3 separate regions of the Mus musculus genome follow, and all the other regions are linked to region 3. The links are chromatin loops, found by intact Hi-C in ENCODE. Cell type or tissue: heart. All regions are shown on one strand. Region 1 holds the start of Dynll2 (dynein light chain LC8-type 2). Region 2 has its middle 14 kb from the start of Dynll2. Region 3 holds the start of Srsf1 (serine and arginine-rich splicing factor 1).

Region 1 (8,000 bases), 61 kb before region 3:
AGGCATGCACTATAATGTAGAGACATAAGCAAATTACCCATACACATAAGATTAATTTAAAAAAAGAGAGAGAAGCCAAGCGTGGTGGCGCACACCTTTAATCCCAGCACTCAGGAGGCAGAGGTAGGAGGATTTCTGAGTTCGAGGCCAGCCTGGTCTACAGAGTGAGTTCCAGGACAGCCAGGGCTACACAGAGAAACCCTGTCTCCAAAAACCAAAAAAAGAGAGAGAGAGAACATAAGGGGAGTAGAATATGTTGCAAAATATGCAGAACCTAAGCCCCTTTTTAGGGAAAAGAAAACGTTCCATCTCACGAGGATTATAAAGGACACACCACTGTAAATGAAGAAGTTCCCTGAAAATCTGTCCGGGATCATATAGTATTCACTCAAATGCTCTTAATCTTAATCTTGAACACTGAACAGTTCTCAACTGGGCTAGTAATATTTGTTCTGCAGTTCCTCTGCATAGCCTTCGCCTTCTCCTTCCCCATGCTTTGTAGTGACATAACTAGCTGTACAACTAACACAGCTGCACTACAACCTCATCAAGATCATTTGGGAGATTGCTTTGGGAGCTCAGAATTACCCTATAATTCAGCTGCTTCACATGTCTGCAGGCTTTCTCAGAAGGGGCGACACCTGCTTTCTCAGCAAGTGTCTGCCCTGACCCCACCCCCACCCCATCCACTGTCCCCAACCTATGCGGCTCAGCTGTCAATCCTCAGGCTCCCAGCTTACCTTCTTGATATAGGCAGCAATGTCCTTCTCTATGTTGTACTTCTCCATGGCCTGTGTGGCACAGTCAACGGCATCCTGTTGCATGTCCTCAGACATGTCTGCGTTCTTGATCACTGCCTTCCGGTCAGACATCGTGACACTGCAGTAGGAACACAAAAGTAAAGCAGGCGACGTCTCGTGTGAGCAGCAGCTTGAGCTATGGGTTGGGAGCTATAAGGTTAGCGGGGGATAGACATGGTGGGAGCACATGAACACAGACAAGAGAGAAGCTTAGGCTGGGTAAGGCGGCACTTGCCTTAAATCCCAGCACCCAGGAGGCAGAGGTAGTTGGATCTCTTAAGTTCAAGGCCAGCCTGGTCTTCAAAGGAAGTTCCAGGTTAGCTAAGGCTACACAGTAAAACGTTTGTGAAAAAAGAAAAAAAAAAAAAGCCACTTAGAAGCTTCTAGCAGAAATATGGTCCCTACCTCTTGGAAATACAGGACAAGAAAGAAAGAGGGAAAAGGAGATATGGATGTAAGATGTTGTGCTTTAATAGCCCATTTCATGGGCTCTGAACGAGAGTCGGCACGCCACCAAGAGCCGAAGAGACGTAACACTGCATCACCTAACTGCATCTTTCAGCAAGTTAATCCGTCTCTGTGTTTTTATGTCACCATCTGTAAAATGGGGCCCAAGCCTTATCCTAAGAATAAACCAGCAGCTCGCACCTGAAGAGATTCCGCACATGACTGACTAACTATTATCTACTACTGGTCTCACAGCAGAAACCCTGCTAGAAATCAGTACCCCTGACTTCTGGTCCTGACTCTGAGCCTTTGTGGTCTCAACAAGGCATCTGGCCTTTCTGTATCGATTACTTCCATTTTAGAAATGAGGTCAGCTCTCAACTGGAGGTTGTTTAAGAATTAACTAGGGTTACATGAGAGCATCTGCAAATAGGGAGAGTCTATGCAAGGAAGCTGGCTGTCCATCAGCCAGACTCAACCACCACCTGTTTTTATGAATCAAAGTTTTATAGGAACATGTTACAATAAGAGTTCTAGAGATTGTTCTGACCATAAATCCTAAAATACTCACTGTCCCCTCACAGAAAAAAGGCCAACTCCACTCTGATAAAAATAAAAGGGGCTTCACATACATGGCCTGCTGCCAAAGAGGTAATAATGTCCTCTTAAATGTTGGGGCTGATGTTACCTCAAACCAGAGAGGCAGCCCCATGTCACCACACCCAATCCTGCTCCCTCACTCTCCTCACAACAGTGTTCAGTCTTTAAAGTACAATACAATTTCTGAATTCTGGCCTTTAGTCACAGCCCCAACAATGATTGTCAGTTCTCTTGAATTTTTGCTTCTTCATGTAAAAATTATTTTTATTCATTCAAAAAGCACTAATGATGTGTACATTTGGAGAAATATTACCCGACAGGAGTGCTGAGAACTTTCCCTTAAATATAAAAACAGGGCCAGGTGTGGTGATTCGCACCTGAAATTCTAGCACTTGGAAGGTAGAGGCAGGAAGGAAGATCAGGCATTTAAAGCCAACCTCAGCTACAATAAGACCATGTTCCAAACAATCAAAACAGAGGAGATGGAGGAGGTCCACAACACTGACCTAAGACTAAGAAAGAGCTTAATATTTTTATAGCCTTATTTCATAGCCATGCTTCCTGGGCTGTGGCATTCACCGTACAGCAAGCAACCTGACTTCGGAGACTGACCCACATGGACCCTTCTGCAGCCTACAGTCATGTGAGCTACCTTACATCCAAAGAAACAAGCTACAGAAACCCACCCCTGCCCGCTCTCATCACTCACGGCAGTACTGATCCCCCTCACCTCAGCTCCAAAAGCAACACTGGTTGTCCCCAGCCCAATGGGGACGGACGGGTTTCTGACTGCTCAAGGCAAGACTGCTGGGATCATTCCAAGCTGCTCCTTATCTATGTGCACACTACCCACGGAGATGAAAAGAACCCAGTCCGTCTAACACACACAATGTATTTGTGACAACTTCCAGGCCAGGCACCTTGGTCTGACACTGTCAAATGAAGCAAAGCTTCTTCCACGGAAGCGACACTGGCCAGTGTTTAGCTAAGATGCCCCCTACCCCAGAGAAAATATGGAGCCAAGGAGTCTGTGGTGTTGAAGGAAAGGTCGAGTGATGCCTATTCAAGGCCGACTAGCTCTGTGACCTTGGGCAGCCAATCATGTTTAAAAAATAATGGCTGAAATGAGAGAAAAGGAACAACCTCCACGAGGCTTGGGAAGAGAAAAAGGCTGATGTGATGAGACCTTTCTAGAAGAAAAAAAAAAAAAAAAAAACAATGTCACCTGGTGGCCTATTCCAGGTTCCCACTCAGAAGGGGGCAGTGTTTACAAATCCAGAGGTTGGGGGTGGAGCCTGGCTACAGACAACGAAGTATGAAACTGGCACCATTTTGCCAAAAAAGCTCACCTGCTTCACCGCCTCCTCCCCAAAGTCCGAAGGATCAACTTTGTCACAGTAATTAAAAGCTATCTTACTCTCTAACAGAGAGAGCCTACGATTACATAATGCTGGTCTTGTGACTACAATGCCACGATTCTTCACCCTTGGCCCCTCAGGCGTCGCAGAAAGGTGAGGCCCAGCCCTGGCAACCCCTATCCAAGGTACCAGTGAGAAAAGGCTAGGGAGCCAGACGCCCAGCGATCCTTTCCTAGGGAGGTGGGGGGAGGGGGCGGAGCTGGGCCTCCAGATAAAAGGATGGCCAAAGGGCCCCAAGCCAGCTTCCTGAGTCACGAGCCAGGAGCTCCTGTGAAAAACGCAAAAGGAGCACTCCAGGACAGTTCTCAACCTCTGTCCCTGGTCTTGCGACAAAAAAAGAAAAAAAAGGGGGGGGGGGCTAAGCCTCCAAATGACACGGACCGCCCTGCACCATTCTTTAACACGTACAAACGTTATTGCCTCGTTTCGGATTTCCAAAGGGACCGTAACCCCTCGTCCCAAAACACCGCCCCCACCATCTTTTCCTCTAGCGGGCAGGGACCCCCGAAGGGCAGCACCTGGGAAATGAGAAAGCATCCACCTCCCCGCCGCCCTCCGGATCCGCAGGCCGCAAGCCGGTCCTCCGCCCTCCCCCGCCAGGCCTGGAGAGGCGCCGGAGTGACCCGGCGACCTCGCTGCAGGAAGGACGCCCCGAAGGGTGGCGGCGGGAGGAGCCGCGTCGAGCCCGAACCCGCACTGGCTGCCCGCGCTCCCCGGACCGGAGAGGCCTCCGTGCACCACGGCTGGCTCCCCTCCCCGGGGCTGCGGGGCCTCCAGCCAGGGCACGAGGGTCTCCAGAGCCTGGGCCGAGTCGAGCGAGGGCTGCCCCCCGGGGCCCCAGCTCACCGTCACGCAGGCGAGTCCGCACAGGCCCCTGGGGAGCAGCGCTGGGCTGAAGCAAAGCTCGAGCAGGGGCGGTGTCCCCTGGGCTCGTCCTGCAGCAGCAGCCGCTGCCGCCGCGGTATCCCCCTGCTCCCGCAGCCCCGGGGCCGAGCGCTCGCACTGCTGGTCGCCCTCCGAGCTTCCCCGGACGCCCGCGCTCCGCCTCGTGCCACCCGGCCGACCGCCTGTCTCGGCTGATACCTCGCCGTCCGCTCCGCTCCGCCGCTGAGCGCGGCCGACGCGCGGCCCTGAAATAGAGCCCCGCCCCCGCCCCCCTGCCGCGCGCGCCGCCGTCCGCGCTCCCCATTGGCTGCGCCCGCCCGGCCCCGCACTGCGGGCTTCTCCCCGCGCCGCTCTCGCTCCACATCTTGTTTCGTCCCACAATGCCTCGGGGCGGAGGAGGGGGTGGGGAAGGGGAGCTGGAGAAGGTGGGGGGAGGGAGCCGTGGCCTTAGGAGGAGAAAAGAGGACGCATACCCTGTCTGCCCAGGCCCGGAGAGGCCTGACTCGGGAGGAATACATTCCGCCCAGAAAGGAAAAGGGAGAGAGGCGTGGAGAGTCCAGTGCCAAGGAAAAAAGAATGGAGGGATGGAGATTTCAGACTCAGGAGAGAAGGGTCCCAACTTTGGAAAGAGGCAGGATAGGGTATTAGAAATCACCAGGGACAGAGGAAAATTCATTTCCCTAGGCTGGCGACACTTGAGAGAACTGTCAAGCCCCATGGTGAAATAAAGGCAACAGTCCTCAAGACCCCCCCCCCCCCGCGCCCCTGCTTTCACATTCGCTTTTGCTTCTAACTCAACCTTTGTTCACGAATCTTGAGACCTTTCTGCCTATCCATAGCTGGAACCCTAAGTACACTATCATCAAAAATACCGGAGGTACAGCCTCTACCGTTCGGGTATGGCCTTTGGGGGATAGAGGTGCGAACCATTTCTCGGGGACTCCTGTATGAGCTGTGAGGTATCTTTTAAAAAACGACTTCACCCATAGCCCTCAAATATAGACAACACACTGGGGGGAGGTGTCACACTCCTTTAATCTCAGCACTTGGAAGACTGAGGCAGGCAGATCTCTGAGACAGCAGCCCGGTCTACAGAGTGAGTTCCAGGACAGCCAGGGCTACACAGAGAAACCCTGTCTCAACAAGACAAAAAACAAAGTGTAGACAAACACAGATTCAGACCCCTTGCCAGGTCAGCTCCTTTAGACCACACATGGATGGCAGCCTTTAAAGTTCAGGAAGCAAACATTGGTGTGTGTGTGTGTGTGTGTGTGTGTGTGTGTGTGTGTGTGTGTGTGTGTGTGTGTGTGGTGTTACAGAAAAAACATCGGGATTTTTCTTCCTAAGCTTTCATTCACAAAGGGGCTATCTAAAATCTTCAGTGGGAGGTCAAATATTCTGGCCTCGGTGGACGTTAGGAAATTGCCTAGCATAGCTCCTGTGTTCACCTCTTTCTCTCCCCTCACCTAAACCATGAGAAGTCAGACTAGTCCTGGCCTTAGCCTGCCCTGTTTGGGAGTATCATAATTTAGTGTTCATTATGTGTCCAGGACAACTTGGAAAACTGTCCCCTCAGGCTTCTCCATTCCATAGCTCTGTCTTTTTCCAGTAAGGGACTCAGCCAAGCTAGGCCTGGGGTATCCCTTCATCCAGGGGGTATTCTGATGTCAGCCTGTGTTAATGAATGAGGGGTGGGGCACATGTGGGGAGGGGTGAGAGGACAGATTGTAGAGTTCTTGTGGAGAAAACTCTTAGGAAGTTCTTGGAGAAAGAGCTAATATCCTCTTTCCCCAGCCTTCATTAGCTTCTAAGATCTGAAGGTCACAACTACGATATAAGATTGTATACAAGATGTCCATTGCCCAAGGACATCTAACGGAGGGAACAAGTGGAAGCACACACTCTACTTGCTTCCTTCCTGATGTGTCTTGATACAAGCCAACACTCAAATGATCTTTTTCAAGGGCACACAACAGTGACTATGAATTTTTATGTCCCTACTGTGTTCTCCCTACTCCTCTTGCCCAGAGTAGATGAGAGATAGAATATTCCCAGTGTGGAATATAATGGGATAAGAATTAGGAGATAAAACTCTCAGATAACAAAAGATAGACTAAGACTTAAGGCTCTTCAGAAATTTGGGTATTAGAGTGGTGTGTGTGTGTGTGTGTGTGTGTGTGTAAGTTTGAGACTGGGGCTGTAACTCGATGGAAGAGTGCATGCTTGCCCAGCATGCTCCAGGCCCTGAGTTTGAACCCCAAACACTATGGCTCATGTCTAGATAACAGTTAACCTTTATGAAGCCCTTACTCTGTACCAGGTACTAACTGCTTCCAGTGTAATGCATTCTATTCCACCACACTAAACTGTTTTGAAGTGAATGTATTACTGTCCCCCTCTGGATGAGTAGTTGTTAGTGTAGTTCAGGGGCTTGCCTAAAGTCACCCAGCTTTGTCATCTGCAACATTCAAACCCAGCTTGTTCCAAGTGCTTACCACCTTAGCCGTTAGACTTCGGTGTTACCTAACAGTAACATAAAAGTATAGAGGGACTTGGCTCTCTGCCTAAATCATAACAGCATTTCCTAAACTTACTAACTGTAGTCCTTTTTAAAATATATTTTTCCTATGTTGTCTCTTTATTATTTCGTGTATGTTTTGCCTTGGTCCCCATGGATGTCGGATTCCTGGAAGTGGAGTTAGATATGGTTGAAGATACCATGTGGGTGCTGGGAATTGAACCAAGTTCCTCTAAAAGAGCAGCCAGTGCTCTTAGCTCTCCAGCTCCCTCCTTTTTTAAAGACAAAGTCTCACTATGTAGCTCTGGCTGTCCTGGAACTCACTATGTAGACCAGGCTGGCCTCAAACTCATATGATCTCTCTGCCTCTGCCTCCCAAGTGCTAGGTTTAAAGGTGTTCAACATTATGCCCAGCTCCAAGGTCCTTTTTTAATCCAAACATTAATATATCCAGGAGCAGAGTTTAAGAAACTTGTCCTATACTAATTAATACTATTTATGCAAAATACTTACTACCTAAGATGACTACTATGCAGCATTGTAACTATGATACTTAATGGCTTTGCCTAACTTGGTGGGTGTCTATTTGACAGAGTCGTTTGAAACTGCTTAGTTTCCTTGGCTATCAGTCATGATTTCTGATTTAAAACAGAAGGGGTTGATTTTGTCTTGTTTGTGGGCTTCTTACCCTCTGCCTGTTTTGATTTCAGGGCTCCTGATATCATCCTCAACTTACAAGTTTCACCCTATTGCTTTTAACTATGGCCTGGGCCCTGGCCACTCTTCCCATCCCCAGATTTCTCCACACAGGCCCTTCAGACACACACACACACACACACACACACACACACAGATACACACACAGACACACACACAGGCACACACACAGACACACTCACAGACACACACACACACATACACACACACATACACAGAGACACACACCCCCTGATGGTTAGCAGCATAGTTCCAGGAATGGGTGCCTTGATTCTAAATTCTTTCCACAACTCAAAAGCTGTGCAATGTGCAAATCTGGCCAAGCTATTCAAATCACAAACTCTCATTTCCCTCAACTATAAGTTGAGAACAATATCTGCTTTATAGAGGTACAGGAAAAAAAAGAAAAAAAAAAAAACACATGAAAACTCTTGGCTCAAGGGCCTGGTCCAGCCCTGTAGCTAAGGAGTAAACTCTAGCCACCATCATCTTTCCCTTCCCCGGAGTTCTTATCTCTGCTTTAAGCCCCATACACAAGCCAGAGACCAGGGATCCCCCCTGGATTTGTGTCTCCCTCTCACACCCGCCACCGAGTCATCCCTGCTCCCTGCCTGT
Region 2 (8,000 bases), 74 kb before region 3:
CTCCTTCTTGTCTTCTCCCCCAGCCCCAAGCCTTGGGAAGGGAACCCCATCTATGTCTCTTCTACCCAGCTATTGGCTGTTGGCATCTTTTTTCCAACCAGAAATCACTTGGGGCAGGGTCGCATACATCACTGGGGTCTGTGTGCAGACTCCAGATTTTGGGGGTTCACACTCAGCATTACAATAGACAACAAGACCAAACTTCAGCAGACCTTAAACCATCATATGGTAGAAGCTATCTTGATCGACGTAACTGAGGTCAGAAGTGTCATGCATTGTGGAAGCTACCACTCACTTTCTGGGTTTGGGTCCCAGGCTGTGTGAGTGCAAAGTGGACTTGAGCACAGTGGGCGTGCACGCAGCATGAATCCTCTCTCTGTTCCTGACTGTGGATGGGACTGTCTGCTTTGAGGTCCTGCCTTGGCTTCCCTGCAATGATGAGCTGTAATCTAGAACTAGAAACCAAATGAACCCTTTCTCCCCAGAGTTGCTTTTTGTTGGGGTTTTTTGTCACAGAGTGAAACGTAGCTAGAGACTGGTTCCCAGGGAGTGGAGTCATTGCTATGACAAGCTGTTGTTTGGCTTTTAAGGCTTTGGAACTTATTTTGTGAAGGAGAAGGGTCGGTTATGGACATCCAACCCTGAGTCCAGCTGGGAAAAGAACTTGGTCAGGGACAGAGACAGAACCCATTTGCACAACACTCTGACCAAGAACCTGGATTTATTCTAAGACCCGAGTCTCTGAATTAAGCAAAATTTAGAGATGGGACACCTTTGTTTGGCAGAGGGAATTCCAATATGAGAGAGTGTTCTGGCTGGTGCAGTAATCAGCATGGCTGAAGGGAACCTCAAGTGGTACTGGGAAGGATGTCTGAGGGCAAGGCCCCAACCCATCCGAGGCTCCATCTTTCAGGGGTCTGAATTCGTCTCAAGGAAGAAAGCCTAAATTGAAGGGGCTCTTGGCTCCTCAATAGTAACTCCCTGAGAACTCCAGGACCAACGCCAGGAAATGGCTACAGCTATGGTCTGAGTGGGTCAGACTCTATCTCAAGCTGGCCACACAAGTTGATGGTATCATAAGCATTATCCGCCTGGCACTGGTTTTGATGGCAAAGATGTGACTGACATTAAATGGATCACAGAGAGCAGCTGAGGCCAGACACTGTGTGACATGATTTTTGTTCCTGCATAGAGGCCCTGAAAGGATATTGTATGAAGCAGCGAGGGTAAAGCCATGGTAGCAATAGAGAACTTCAGAGTATTGGAGATGCCAGAACCATCGTGTATCTGCCAAGGAAAGCTGCAGGTGTGGAGTGCATGTGGTCCGAGCCTAAGGAGCCACATGTAAGGAGGCAGAGCTGGGGGGGGGGTCCCCAATCCTGTGAAAACCCAGAAGACTCTATTACAAGCTTCAGATGTTAGTCACTGGAACTACAAGACTTGATGTTTTCCCTGCTGGGTTTCCATTTTGCCTTGGGGTACTGTTCATTTGCTATGCACCTGGCCTTCCATTCTGGAATAAAAAAGTTTATAGCCAGGCAGTGGTGGCACACGTCTTTAATACCAGTACTTGGGAGGTAGAGGCAGATGGATTTCTGAGTTCGAGGCCAGCCTGGTCCACAGAGTGAGTTCCAGGACAGCCAGGACTACACAGAAAAACCCTGTCTTGAAAAAAAAAAAACAAAAACAAAAAGAAAAAAGAAAGAAAAGAAAAAGAAAGTTTGTATGTTCCATTGTATGTTGAAAGTATAAAGCTTGGGGGAGGGGAGGGCTACAGAGATAGCTCGGCAGTTAAGAGCACTGGCTGCTCTTCCAGAGGACCCTGGTTCAATTCCCAGCACCCACACAGCACCTCACAGCTGTCTGTGACTCCAGTTCCAGGGGATCTGATGCCCTCACACAGACATACGTGCAGGCAAAACACCAGTGCACATAAAATTAACAATAAAGAAAGAAAGCATACAACTTGCTTAATTTAATTTGGGCTCAAAGTTGAGAGTTTGGACTTTTAAAACACTGGAATTTTTAAAGACTGTTGAGTGCTGGCTAGTTTTATGTCAACTTGACACAAGCTAGAGTCATTTGAGAAGAGGGAGCTTCAATTAAGAAATTCCTTCCATAAGAAGGGGCTGTAAAGCAAGCCTGTAGAAAATCTTCTTTCTTTCTTTCTTTCTTTCTTTCTTTCTTTCTTTCTTTCTTTCTTTCTTTCTTTCTTTCTTTCTTTCTTTCTTTCTTTGAGTTATTTATTTATTATATGTAAGTACACTGTAACTGTCTTCAGACACTCCAGAAGAGGGAGTCAGATCTTGTTACAGATGGTTGTGAGCCACAGTGTGGTTGCTGGAATTTGAACTCAGGACCTTTGGAAGAGCAGTCAGTGCTCTTAACCACTGAGCCATCTCTCCAGTCCAGGACATTTTTTTTTTTGGTTTTTTTTTCGAGACAGGGTTTCTCTGTATAGCCCTGGCTGTCCTGGAGCTCACTTTGTAGACCAGGCTGGCCTCGAACTCCGAAATCCGCCTGCCTCTGCCTCCCGAGTGCTGGGATTAAAGGCGTGCGCCACCACACAATGGCAAGGACATTTTCTTATAGTGATTGATGGGAGAGGGCACAGCCCATTATGGGTGGAGCCATCCCTGGGCAGATGGTCCTGGATTCTATAAGAAAGCAGGCTGGTCGGGCAGTGATGGCTCAGGCCTTTAATCCCAGCACTTGGGAGGCAGAGGCAGGTGGATTTCTGAATTTGAAGCCAGCCTGGTCTATAGAGTGAGTTCCAGGACAGCCAGGGCTAAAAAAAAAAAAAAGAAAAGAAAAGGAAAGGAAAGGAAAGGAAAGGAAAGGAAAGGAAAGGAAAGGAAAGAGAAAGAAAAGAAAAAGAAGAGAAAAGAAAAGAAAAGAAAAGAAAAGAAAAGAAAAGAAAAGAAAAGAAAAGAAAAGAAAAGAAAAGAAAAGAAAAGAAAAGAAAAGAAAAGAAAAGAAAGGCTGGTTGAGCCATGAGGAGCCCTGGCTGGTCTGGAACTTGCTTATGTAGACCTGCCTGGCCTCAGCTTTCAGAGATCCAGCTTCCTCTAACCTCCCACTCAGCTTTCAGAGATCCAGCTTCCTCTAACCTCCCATAGGCTGGGATCAAAGGTGAGATGTACACCACACCCTTCGGATGAGGTTTCACAGGCAGATAGGCACAGGTTGTCACCTGGGTTGTTTTGATTAGCTTGGCCCGTGGGTGCATGGGTAAGGAGCTGTCTTGACTACGTTAGGGTGAGAAGAACTCAGTATGGAGAGCACCATTCCCTGGGTTCGAGTCCTGGGTTGTCCTGGGTTGTACCGGGTTGTACCGGAGGAGGGGCTAAGCACAAGCAAACGTGCATTCATTTCTTCCCCCTCTACTCTTGACTGTGCCTCTGACTCGGCTGCTTCAAGTCTCTGCTTTGACCTTGCTATGATAGCCAAATAAACCCTTGCTCTCCTGAAGTTGCTTTCGTTCCAGTAATTTACCATAGCAACTGTCAAGTTGGCAGAATCCGAAATAACCTAGAAGACAAAGCCTTCACGGGGTCACTGAGGTGGGGAGACCCACCTTACCTGTGGGTAACACCATTCCAAGGTTCATCTCTGCCTGACTGAGGGCAATGTGACTGGCTGCCTCACACTCCTGGGACTCCAAGCTGAAGCAAACCCTTCCCTTTTTTTTTTAAAGATTTATTTATTTATTATATGTAAGTACACGTAGCTGTCTTCAGACACACCAGAAGAGGGCATCAGATCTTGTTACGGATGGTTGTGAGCCACCGTGTGGTTGCTGGGACTTGAACTCCGGACCTTTGGAAGAGCAGTCGGGTGCTCTTACCCACTGAGCCATCTCACCAGCCCAGCAAACCCTTCCTTAAGAGCCTTTGTCACAGAAACAAGTAACCAATACAGTTAAAACGGGGAGGGGGGCGGGGGAAGCATAAGTTCAGGGCTTCATTTCCCAGTACAAACTGCGGGGTGACCATGTCTGCCCTGAGAAAGGACCTACCTGCTCCACACATTTCTGGGCATCTAACAGACAGCTTTTGAGGTAGCAAATGCCTTTCCCAGCACCTGCTTATAAAAACCAGAAGCCATTTGCTCCCCTCCCCCCCCCACCCCCACCTCACCCACTCTCCCCAACCCCCGTCAGCACAAGCGCTCTCCCAGTTTATCATCTAGTTCTTGAGACCTTGTCTTTCCCTTCCACCAGATGTCACTGCATGGTGGCATTATATGGGTAGGACCTAGTAGTGAGCACAGAGTAGCATTAGTAAGATATTTGTATTTCATGGGACAAGGGAATCCACCTGATAATGTCAGACTTTTTGTGGAATTTCTGGGGTTCAGTAGCCTGAGTCAAGATTTCTCTTCCAAAGTAAACAATACATTCTTGCATTGGGCCCTTTGTATAGCTGGGAGGTTGGCAGGGAGGGAAGAAAAAGAAAAACCTTAAGGACACAGTGGACCTCTTTGGACTTTGGAGGCCAGATCTTGGTCACTTTTGGCCGGGGGATTGCAGCCCAGAGGCAGACTGCTTGCCTATTGTGAGACCCTGGGTTCCATCCAGCATCAAAAAAAAAAAAAAAAAAAAAAAAAAAAAAAAAGTCCACCACTCGTGAGCGACTTGCTGAGTGCGCCATTCACACCCCAAGGGTCCCCACCACTGCTGGATTTGAGACCATCCCAAGAGAGGCTTCTCTGTCAGGTCTGGGCTGCAGTCCAGGTGCTGTCACTACCCAGGCTACCTGATCCAGGTGTTTGCCTTGCTGGGGACAGAGAAGCTGAGCCCTGAGGCTCCACTCAACAAGGCTTTGTGCGTACCCCCTTTTGTCTTGTGTATATATGCCATAACACTCACTTGCCTCCCTCTTCTCCCCTACCGTTTCATGTGTTCATAACAGCTAACTACATCACACCCGATGAAGTTTGCAGATGGAACAAAAAAGCAGTTCCCAGGGGCTCTGACTCATCTCCAGTTGTCCACAGGGTGGCAGTGCTCTGACAGGCAGAAGCGCGGCTGTTTGCCTCAATAGAGATTGGGTTTAAGGAGCTGTGTGCGGGACCAAGTAGGAAAGACAAAATTGCAGTTTGCTGGGAAGAGGCTCTGTGGCCTCAGCTAACACTATGTGAATGCGATTGTCCTGGATGATGGGGATCCCCGAAGAGATCTGACCTGTGGAGCTCCAGCCTGAGGCTCCCAGCCAGTCTGTCCTCACAGCCTGCTCTACAGGCTTCAGCCTTGCCTAGCCAGCCCCCACATAGACATAAGGCAATTCCTTGCAAGGGACTTAGCTAGATAGGCAACTAGTGGACAAGACAACCTACTAGGGTGACTGGCTGTTTCTAGAGTAGAAGTGACTTTGATATAAATCATCAGAGAAGATCTTGCTTCCTTGGAGGGCCAAAGGTTGGCTTTCACCAAAATAAGACAGGCATGGCCAGTCCCAGGAACTCAAAGGGTTGCTTTGATAGAAGAGTTAAACCATGACTCAGTGTTTACTGCGTTCATGTTCAACATGTAGCATTGTACCAGAGCATTACACAGCCACTTCTTTCGGTTTTTGTGACCTTCATATCATGTACCCCAATTCCACTCCTCTCTCCCCCTCTTCCCCTCCACCCCTGCAACCTCCCCATCAACAAAGAAAAGTTATCTCATTGTGGAAGCTGTAGTGTGGCACAGTGGCCCACAGTATACCCTTTGTCCACACTTCTCTGCTTGCATATGTTCATGGCAATGACTTGGTCTGGTCCAAGGCACCTGGATTCTGATACACTATCAATACTAGAACAGCACTGAGACTCTTCTCAAAGATCCTGTTGTTGCCCTGTGTCATGGAGATCCTGTAGTTTTGGATGTGTAGGACCAGCCCCTTCATGCACTCCAGCAGTTCATGGATGGGGTAGATGTTGGTTGGGCTGAGCCAATTCAAAGCCCTAGATCTGGATCTGAGAGGGATCTTAGCTGGTCAGCCAGTCAGCTCTCCTGCTTTCATGCCCTTGAAGGCAGCTCATCAGTGACCCACACACAGACACACAGACACACAGACACACACACAGACACACACACACATCCAGGGCCAGATTTATTGAGCTGTCCAGGTGAGGTGCATGGCTGGTTCTCCTGAGTGCTGCAGCTGGTAAGGGGCAGGGCCAGCTCTCCTGCCTGCCGTTGGTGGCAAGGGTCAAGGGCTTGCCCATGTCACTGCACATATACAGCCACTTTTGATGATGGCCAGTACCAGCTTCTAACTGGTTAGAAATACCACCATTCCTAACACCAATGCACTACAGAGGGGAACCTACTGGCTGCCGAAGAGGGAGAAGTCACCTTCCGTAGTAGTTCTGGAATACTGAGTCCTGTGAAAGCAGCTGGATTGGAGGTTGGCCAGGTATGGTCCAGGCAAATCTGGACCCCATCTGCACGAAGGCTTACTGGAAGAGTGATGTTCACTTATTTACAGACTATCACCACTTTCTGCTACAATGGCAGTTCAGTAGATGTGGCAACCTCAAGATACCCACACAAAAACATGAATAATGTTCATAGCAGCAGTTTTCAATAGCAAAAACAAACAAAAAATAAAAACAAAAACAAAAAAAAATCCTTTAACGGTGAGCAGAATGTATTAAGTCTGCTTAGTGGAGCGGTACTTTTCCAGAAAGGTACGCCATTGGCATATCATGAAAACACACTAAGAAGCTAGACTCAAAAGCTAGATATTGCAGGAATCTATTTATGTGAAATGTGACTGGGCAAATTCTGAGACACAAAGCATTAGTGGGCTGGGGAGATGGCTCGGTTGGTAAAGTGCTGCCACACTAGCATGAGGACCTGAGCTCAATTCCCCAGGATCCACATTCTAAAACCCAGGTGAAGGAGCTGGAGAGTAAGCTCTGCACTTAAGAACACTGGTGCTCTTCCAGAGGACTTGGGTTCAACTCCAAGACCTATTTGGTCACAACTGTCTGTGACTCCAGTTCCAGGGGATCCAATATGTATGTACTAAAGGCACAATACATACATATATTATGCAGACATGCATATCTCCAAAGCATCCATATTTATAACTTTTTAAAAATTTTAATGAATTAGGAAAAAAAAAACAAAAAACAAAAGATGCAGTGGGAAAGCCAGGTGGTGGTGGTGCACGCCTTTAATCCCAGCACTCGGGAGGCAGAGGCAGGCGGATTTCCGAGTTCAAGGTCAGCCTGGTCTACAGAGTGAGTTCCAGGACAGCCAGGGCTACACAGAGAAACCCAGTCTCAAAAAAAAAAAAAAAAAAAAAAGCAATGGGACATGGCAGAGGGGAGGCGGGGATAGGCAGCAACTCGCTAATCACCCAGTCCAACCAAGTCAGCAAACTCCAGGCTTTGTGAGATGGTCTGAGTTAAGAAGTGATGGAGGCACCCGGTGTCAGCCTCTATGAGCCACATTTGGGCACATGCATGTGATTAGTGTTTTCTAGAGGCTGAAAAGGCAACGGGAATTGACTGCAAATAGCTACAGGGTTTCCCTCAAGGGGGACATAAACGTTGCTGTTTGCACAAACGTGTACCTGAGATACACTAAAACCCTGAGCTGTGCACCAGCAGAGTTCAGTGTGCATCCCACTTGTCCTAGCATCCTTGTGACTTCAGGTCTGTTTCTGTTCGTGGGCCTTTTCTGTGTGTGTACACAAATGTATGGGGAAGGAAAGGGCTGGTGTAACGTGTGTGAGAACGAACTCGAGTTCCCTCAGAATCCTGCCTCTTCTGACTTTATTAGGCAGATTATCTTCAGTTATCTTTCCAATTCAAAGCATTTTGATAGAAGCCACTGGACCCTCAGAGCCACACTGCAGAAGAGGCATATTCTTCATGCACAGATGGTTCAGAAAAGCCAAACAACTTGCCCAGATGCAGTGGGCAGGGGCTGGTGCCTTTTACACATTCTCCCCACAGCACTGTTTCTGAATGTTGGGCCTCTCTAAAAAGCCCAAAACTCA
Region 3 (8,000 bases):
GCCTTTGATCCCAGCACTTGGGAGGTAGAGGCAAGCAGATTTCTGAGTTCAAGGCCAGCCTGGTCTACAGAGTGAGTTCCAGGACAGCCAGGGCTACACAGAGAAACCCTGTCTGGAAAAACCAAAAAAAAACCAAAAAACAAAAAACAAAAACAAAACAAAACAAAAAAAAAAAAACCCAAAAACAACAATAAAAAAAACCTCACACTTATTTTCACCCCATTATAAGAAGAAATTGCAGCCAGGTATGATGAAGCACTTCAGACCACCTGGGGTAACATCTTCAGGCCCCCCAAAAAAGACTCATCAGCATTAAAAAAAAAAATTCAATAATTACCAGTGCTGGTATCCCAGAATCAGAGGCAAGTGGATCTCTGAGTTTGAGGCCAGCCTAATTTACAGTGTGAATTTAAAGACAGCTAGAGCTACAAAGAGAAACTGCCTAGAAAAACCAAAACCAAACAAAAAACCTAATTAGTTCACCTAGGAAGTGTTCAACTTGAACTGAATTTGACCTTAGAAGACAAAGAGGAAGGAAGACAAGAGCTAGAATAGTAATTAATATAGGAACAAGTCATACTGAAGATAATCTTTTTGTTACAGATCATTTTAGGAACTTTTTTTTTTTTTGGCAAAGTCATATTGTTAATAATGGGACAACAAAGATGGGCTAATTCAGCCAAAAAGAAAGCAGAAAGACTCAAAGAATTAAGGAAGCCAGTCCTGGAATAAAATTATACCATGGCAGTATTTTTAGATGTCTTAGTTGGGCTTCAAAAGTGGCTTTTGTTATCCATGGAATGAAATCAATCCTTACGAACATTGTCTATCTATCGACAGCAACATCAAGTTTCCATGGAAACAACAGTCTGCTCACTGTTCTACATTTTTCAAGGAACAGTCAGTAAATAATCAGTATTCATTATTGGTAACATAATTTAACTAGGCGAAATGAGACACACATAAACTAAATAAAAAGATATGTACTGCTTAGCAAGGCCTACTAGAGAAGCCATAGAAATAAATGGGTCATTGAACTGGATAAATCTTTCTGAAGTGTTACCCAACCTCAGATACTTTATTATAATAACACAAAATTAACCAGTATTATGTTCATAACCAGTGAGCAATTAAAGATGAAAAAACAAAGATATGTACTATTTCTTTCATTTTCTGAAAATATGTGTAATTAAAACAAAAACCAAGTCAATTTTTCCCAGAATATTTAGGTTTTTTTTGTTTGTTTGTTTTTTTGTTTGCTTGTTTTTCAAGACAGGGTTTCTCTGTGTAACCCTGGCTGTCCTGGAATTCACTCTGTAGATCAGGTTGGCCTTGAACTCAGAAATCCACCTGCCTCTGCCCAGCGAGTGCTGGCGTGGGCCACCACTGCCTGGTCAGTTGAATATTTAGAACTTTGTCTTTTTTTTTAGTAGTAAAAATAACAAAGTTATCACCAAAGAGGTCAATATTAGCATAAATGTTAAAAAAATATAAAATTTTACTTTATTTTATTATATTTTTTTTGTTTGTTTTTTAGTTTTGTTTTTCGAGACAGGGTTTCTCTGTGTAGCCCTGGCTGTCCTGGAACTTACTCTGTAGACCAGGCTGGCCTTGAACTCAGAAATCCCCCTGCCTCTGCCTCCTGAGTGCTGGGATTAAAGGTGTATGCCACCTCGGCTGGCTTTGTTTTTGAAGCAGGGTAGACTCCCAGTGAGCTCACTATTTTCCTTGGTATCTTAATCTCCTGAGGGCTGAGATTACTGATGTGGGCTCCCATGCTTTTATGACTAACAACAACAAAAAACTGTTTTTTTTCCCCTGAACTATTTAGATTTTAAAATCGCTTAAAAATTGGATATATTATGCTCTCCTCTTCTTTACTGTGACTTCTGGTGAGAGTAGTCAAATTTGCAGTAGATCTCCCAAAATTCAACAAGTTCTTCAGGCATTTTGCCTAGAAACCTTATACATCACTTCTGCCTCTCCCCCACTCTCACTGTCCTTGATTTCTCCAGCCAGTCTTAATATTTAATGGTTTCATTTTAAGCAGCCCCACATCCTTGGACTGTTGTAAATAAATGATAACATCCAGGGGCAGCAATGACTCAGTGACTCATCTGGTTAAGGTGCTCCTCCCAAGCCTGACGTTTCATCTCGGGGGCTCACATGGCATGAGTGGTGAACTGCACCTTATTTTCTGACTTTCACACATGGGCCATGGCATGACCCACCACCCCAAGACACAATATGCATAACATAAAAATTAAAAACTAAAAATTACAGTATAAAGAATCACCCTTAGAACCTGTGGGGATCCGACTTAGCATATTTATTAGTGATAGGGTCGACACAGCTCTGGCTGGCCTTGAACCCTGAAATTCCGCTTCCCAAAAACTTCAAGAGGCATTTACCACTACGCCTGGCTGTCTCTATCCAATCATGAAAGGCTCTGGTTTTAGCTGGGAGGTAGTGACTTTGATCCCAGCACTCAGAAGGCAGGAACTCCAGGACAGCCAGGGGTACACAGAGAAATCGTGTCTCAAACAAAACAACCCCAAAACAAAAACAACACCAAGAAAACGTTTTGTTTTTCAATATTTTTAATAGAAAGGGTTTCCCTGAATGTCCCGGGCTAACCTTTCCCCCCGCCTCCCCTTTGGTTTTTCGAGACAGGGCTTCTCTGTATAGCCCTGGCTGTCCTGGAACTCACTCAGTAGACCAGGCTGGCCTCGAACTCTGAAATCCGCCTGCCTCTGCCTCCCGAGCGCTGGGATTAAAGGCATGCGCCACCACTGCCTGGCTCCGGGATAACCTTTACTAGAACTGTGTATAACAGGGTAGGCTGGACCCTCCTTGCCTCAGCTTCCGGAGTGATAGGATTTCAGGCACACAAGCTTAAGTCCAGATTGGTTTGCTTTTATTATAATTCGAGTTCATTAACAACACTACAAGGCCGTATGATTTCACACGTAAGGCTCTTCTATTCCCGTTATTACAAAACAAAGAAGCAAAATTGTGGTATCCAATGCAAGAATCCTTTTGCAGATAATCTTGGCAAAATAAACAAATAAATAAATAATCTCCCTAGACCAGCACAGAACCGGGATCTCGGCTCTGCAGTTAAACTGTTTTATCACTCTTCCTTTTTCATCCTTAGAAAGGAGGAAGAGGAAAACTCAAGGCACAGTTTTCATTTAGATAGATATGGAGGATCCGTCTAGACACTTTAACTAAGATGCAGCCCACCGCAGGTTCCCAGAGGCAGAAGCCACACTGCTCCGCTTCGGCTTTTAAATGAAATCACCTGCAACTCCCGCCGGCGGCACCGAAGTGCAGAAGATGCCCAGGTTTCCGGAGCAACAGCTCAGCGTCATCTATCTCCGCCCCGCGGCGCCTTTCCCGCCAAAGGCCGTTACCACCGCGGAGCATGGTGGGACACGCTTGCAAGATAGGTTTCACCCAATCTTTTTAGAGCGCCGAGCTGCTTTCAGAGAGGGTCTACCCCCGAGGTGGCCGACGATTCTGGACTCAGTGGGGATTAATAATAACCGCTTTAACCAGAGCATGTGATTTTTACTAAACGCCTGGACGTTCCAGCAGCCAGTCAACCCGCCAGGACGCGAGGGACTTTTTCCCCTCCGTGCGGAGGGTGACGTCGCGCGTGCGCGAGCGTGCTTCTCAGCACCCGTTAGAGGCGTGCGCCTGCGCACTGGGAGGGACGAGCCGCTTCCTCCGGCTTCTCTTCCTCCCCCTCCCCCCCGGTATCAGTGCGCCGAGCTGATAAAGGCGCCATTTTGGAGCGGCCGCGGGAGACGTGGTGCCGCTGAGGGCTCGCTCTGCCGTACGCTAGGCTTGGTAGGAAGGCCTCTTTTTTTTTTTTTCCTTCCCCCCCCCCGAGTCCGCGCTTTTCGTCGTCGCCGCCGCCGCCATGTCGGGAGGTGGTGTGATCCGTGGCCCGGCGGGGAACAACGACTGCCGCATCTACGTGGGTAACCTACCTCCGGATATCCGAACCAAGGACATCGAGGACGTGTTTTACAAATACGGCGCCATCCGCGACATCGACCTGAAGAACCGCCGCGGGGGACCGCCCTTCGCCTTCGTTGAGTTCGAGGACCCGCGGTGAGGCAGCGTGGGGCGTGCGCGGCCTTGAGGAGATAGCGTGGAGGAGTTGGGGAAGGCTCGGAGGCCTTGGAACATAATGGGGGGAGAGGAGGGGCTCCGAGGCGCTATCGCCCCTGCAGGAGTCGAGTCAGGAGAGCCGAGAGGCGGCGCGTTGTCTCCGGTGGCCGGCCGCCTCGGACGTCCCCCCTACCCCCCGAGCCCATGCGCAGCCCCCGGAGCGGGAAACCGAGGCGCTGAGGGCCGGCGAGGTGGTCGGGAGCCTCTGCCCGGCGTGGTGCTGGGTGGGGGAAGGGCCGGCCCTATTATGCGGCGCATGTGGGGCTCCGTGTGGCCCCGTGGGTGCGCATGTGCGCTGTGGCCGCGGCTTTTCACCCCCGGAGCGGGCGAACGAGCTGGGTCCGGCGGCTCCCTCCCCTCATCACCCCCCCCTTTCGCTTTCTGTGATCACACGCAGAGACGCGGAAGATGCGGTGTACGGTCGCGACGGCTACGACTACGACGGCTACCGGCTGCGGGTAGAGTTTCCCCGAAGCGGCCGCGGGACCGGCCGAGGCGGCGGCGGGGGTGGAGGCGGCGGCGCCCCGAGAGGCCGCTATGGCCCGCCGTCCAGGCGGTCCGAGAACAGAGTGGTTGTCTCTGGTGAGTTGACTTCGTGCGGGTTAAAATCTTTTTCCCGCATGACTGCTTTGAGTACTGCAAGGTTTTTGTTATTGTTGTTTTTGTTTTGTTTTACACACGGGGTCTTGGACTACTTCGGTCTTTGGGATGAATTTAGTAAATAAAGATTACTGTGGTGGTGATTTACCCAAATTAGGTTGCAGTACTAGCCTATGAAGATCCTTTACAAATAAATTTGGACTCTGGATCTGACTCTTACCAGCTCTTTACCTGGAAACACTTAAGTACAATCATTAAGTATTTTAAAATAATCCTTGTTCGAATGTACTTTACACGTTTGCCGTGGGACAGGATGAGTAGTATTAAATTAGGGGGAATCGCTTTTTCAGGACTGCCTCCGAGTGGAAGCTGGCAGGACTTAAAGGATCACATGCGTGAGGCAGGTGATGTATGTTACGCTGATGTTTACCGAGATGGCACTGGTGTCGTGGAGTTTGTACGGAAAGAAGATATGACGTATGCAGTTCGAAAACTGGATAACACTAAGTTTAGATCTCACGAGGTAGGTTATACACTTATTCTTTTTTTTGGCCAGAATTGGATACAGTTTTCTTAACAGTGGAATTTGAAGGTAAGGATACAGGCAAGGGTGTTCACGTAAATTACCAGAGCCCTGATCTGTCTTTGTATTCGTTCAGCTTGTCTGAAGACAGGTGAAAGCTTAGATCTTTCAATGGAAAGTTCTGTCTATCCAATAGGGAGAAACTGCCTACATCCGGGTTAAAGTTGATGGGCCCAGAAGTCCAAGTTATGGAAGATCTCGATCTCGAAGCCGTAGTCGTAGCAGAAGCCGTAGCAGAAGCAACAGCAGGAGTCGCAGTTACTCCCCAAGGAGAAGCAGAGGATCACCACGCTATTCTCCCCGTCATAGCAGATCTCGCTCTCGTACATAAGATGATTGGTGACACTTTTTGTAGAACCCATGTTGTATACAGTTTTCCTTTACTCAGTACAATCTTTTCATTTTTTTAATTCAAGCTGTTTTGTTCAGAATGGGCTAAAGTGTTGAATTGCATTCTTGTGTAATATCCCCTTGCTCCTAACATCTACATTCCCCTCATGTCTTTGGTAACTTGTATTTTAAGTGATGTCATAGACAGGATTGTTTAAATTTAGTTAATTTCCATGCTCTTCAGACTGTGATATTATGTAAATGTCTATTCTGCTCTGGTTTGTGTGAAATGGGATGTTGGGGGTGTTTGTGGTTATCTTACTTGGGGGAAGTTCTTATGTTTATCTTGCTTTTCATGTGTCTTTCTGTAGACATATCTGAAGAGATGGATTAAGAATGCTTTGGATTAAGGATTGTGGAGCACATTTCAATCATTTTAGGATTGTCAAAAGGAGGATTGAGGAGGATCAGATCAATAATGGAGGCAATGGTATGACTCCAAGTGCTATTGTCACAGATGAAATTGGCAGTATTGACCTTATACTAGAAGGCGAGGGTTAAAAATTTATCTACCTTAAAAGATTTGCAAACACTTAATGCAGTTATCTTCAGCTACAATTGCTTTGCTTTTTAAAACCTTGGCAATTGTGGTAGAATTGCCCATTTTGTAACAATTATTTGCTCCCTTCCCCCCTTTTTGTTTTAATAGGGACTAATGTGGGAAGAATGGCTAATTTGTCACAGTGCTTAGTTACAACTGTTAATGTGTGGCCTGCTGTTGGTGTACATGTGGGTACAGGGTGTCAATTTCCAAACAGAGTATAATATCAATACTGCTAAATCTGCATGTCCTCTGTGTGACTGATAGAGCATTGTTATTTCATTTTTTAAAGACAAAATGACAGCAAAATAATAGAATTCCAACGTATTAGTGTAGATAATCTAGTTGGGAGTACTTTAAGTCTCACCTTCCCTTTTAATATTCATAATTGACTCATGTTTAAAACACTTTAATTTACAAGCTAAATTGCAGATGGGAGCAATAGTTTAGGTTTAGGTGGGTAGTAATACCAGTAAACTTCAATTATATAACTTTGCAACCACAAAACCTGTGATACCTGTACAGTAACAAGTGTTGGCATTATCAGTTGAACTGTAAATATAAAGTGCTTCTTCCAGTTAGTCTCTATAGTTATTAAGTTTCTAAAATTTATCTGAACACCATACAGAAACTTGTTTTGGGGAATTTGATAGTTATTGATGTGCATCTGTAAACTGATGACAGACATAACTCATCATTCCCCAGAAACTTTTTTTGGTTACAGTGTCTAACATTTTGCCTCCTCTTTTTTGGTTTTGCTGGTTATAAAGGTTTGGATTGGAGAGGGCTCACTGGATCCCAATCCTTGGAGCTGGATCATTGGATTCAAATCATAATGTGGATAGGATAGGGAGGATGAATTACCAGGATTCATGGAGCGGGATCAGATTACCAGGAACATAGGAGTGGATTCCTTCCTGCCCCAACCAAACCGCATTCGTGTGGATTTTTTTTTCATTCAACTTAATTGGCTATTCCAAAGAATTTTTTTCCTATTTTTGACGATTGGAGCCCTTAAGATGCACGATGGAATTGTGTTTTGCATTTTTTGGTAAAAGGAGCAAAGCGAGGACCTGGAGATATACGCTGGAGCAATCTCCTTGGAAGGATTCAGCACGAGTAGATGGTAAACATTTAAAGGGGAAAAGGGGGGGTTTGTTTAAAATAGTAAATCAGTAAGTCACTTCTAAATTTAAAGAAAACAAAATTGGAGTTGAAGAATAAGTAGGTTTCCAATTGGCTATTGCCGTTTTTCTTTGAAAAAAATAAACATTTTTTAAAAAACGATGCATGGTTGTCCTTTTTCCTCTTGTAAAATTTTGATTGGGTAACTAGTGTATCAGTTATTTAATTTGATAAGATTCTGATTCTGTTTATGTGTTAGTAAATTAAAGATTCTAATAAATGATGACTGTCTCTGTTGTGGAAGTCTTAAGAGCATAATAAACTGAGTGTAAGGCAGTTACATACGTAACAGTTGTGTAGAGGGTAATGATCTGGAAAGTAATCTTTCATATTTTGCTAAAGAACTTACAGTTGCTGTTTATTTTGGTAATGCTTTAGACAAAATAGGCTTTTGTACAAAGTTTGATAGCTAATCAATTTTAGCTTTGAGATTCTCAGTGGAACTCAAATTCAGTATTAACATTAGGAGACAAAATAGACTACACAGTTTTTTTTTTTTTAAATTTTGGATAGTGTGCT

Evidence for each region. Peaks named below come from ENCODE experiments on the same cell type or tissue, not always from the same donor. Only the 100,000 strongest peaks of a DNase experiment are listed, where the experiment ranks them.
Region 1: a loop joins it to region 3, with 5 times the contacts of the local background. A loop is called at or near these places in 35 of 42 quality-filtered maps.
Region 2: it touches region 3 in a loop (2.7-fold over the local background); 38 of 42 quality-filtered maps call a loop at or near these places.

What each region holds. Positions count from the first base shown.
Region 1 is chr11:87,983,132-87,991,131 of GRCm38, forward strand. Dynll2 (dynein light chain LC8-type 2) reads right to left here and starts at 4,402. Exons shown (of 3, transcript NM_026556.4): 1 at 4,112-4,402; 2 at 741-879. The coding sequence starts at 872. In heart, a CTCF peak has its summit at 3,102; DNase peaks (open chromatin) are centred at 2,710, 3,460 and 4,500; H3K4me3 peaks cover 3,199 bases; H3K27ac peaks cover 2,379 bases.
Region 2 is chr11:87,969,880-87,977,879 of GRCm38, forward strand. No RefSeq gene overlaps it. Among named protein-coding and RNA genes, the nearest start is that of Dynll2, 14 kb to the right of the region's middle. In heart, CTCF peaks have their summits at 4,213 (motif pointing right) and 4,993 (motif pointing right); no DNase peak of the experiment used is centred here; H3K4me3 peaks cover 268 bases; H3K27ac peaks cover 384 bases; H3K27me3 peaks cover 476 bases.
Region 3 is chr11:88,043,911-88,051,910 of GRCm38, forward strand. It overlaps Srsf1 (serine and arginine-rich splicing factor 1), which reads left to right and starts at 3,463. Exons shown (of 4, transcript NM_173374.4): 1 at 3,463-4,122; 2 at 4,580-4,764; 3 at 5,133-5,305; 4 at 5,502-8,000. The coding sequence starts at 3,929. The coding sequence ends at 5,696. In heart, no CTCF peak of the experiment used is centred here; DNase peaks (open chromatin) are centred at 3,721 and 4,421; H3K4me3 peaks cover 4,164 bases; H3K27ac peaks cover 2,806 bases.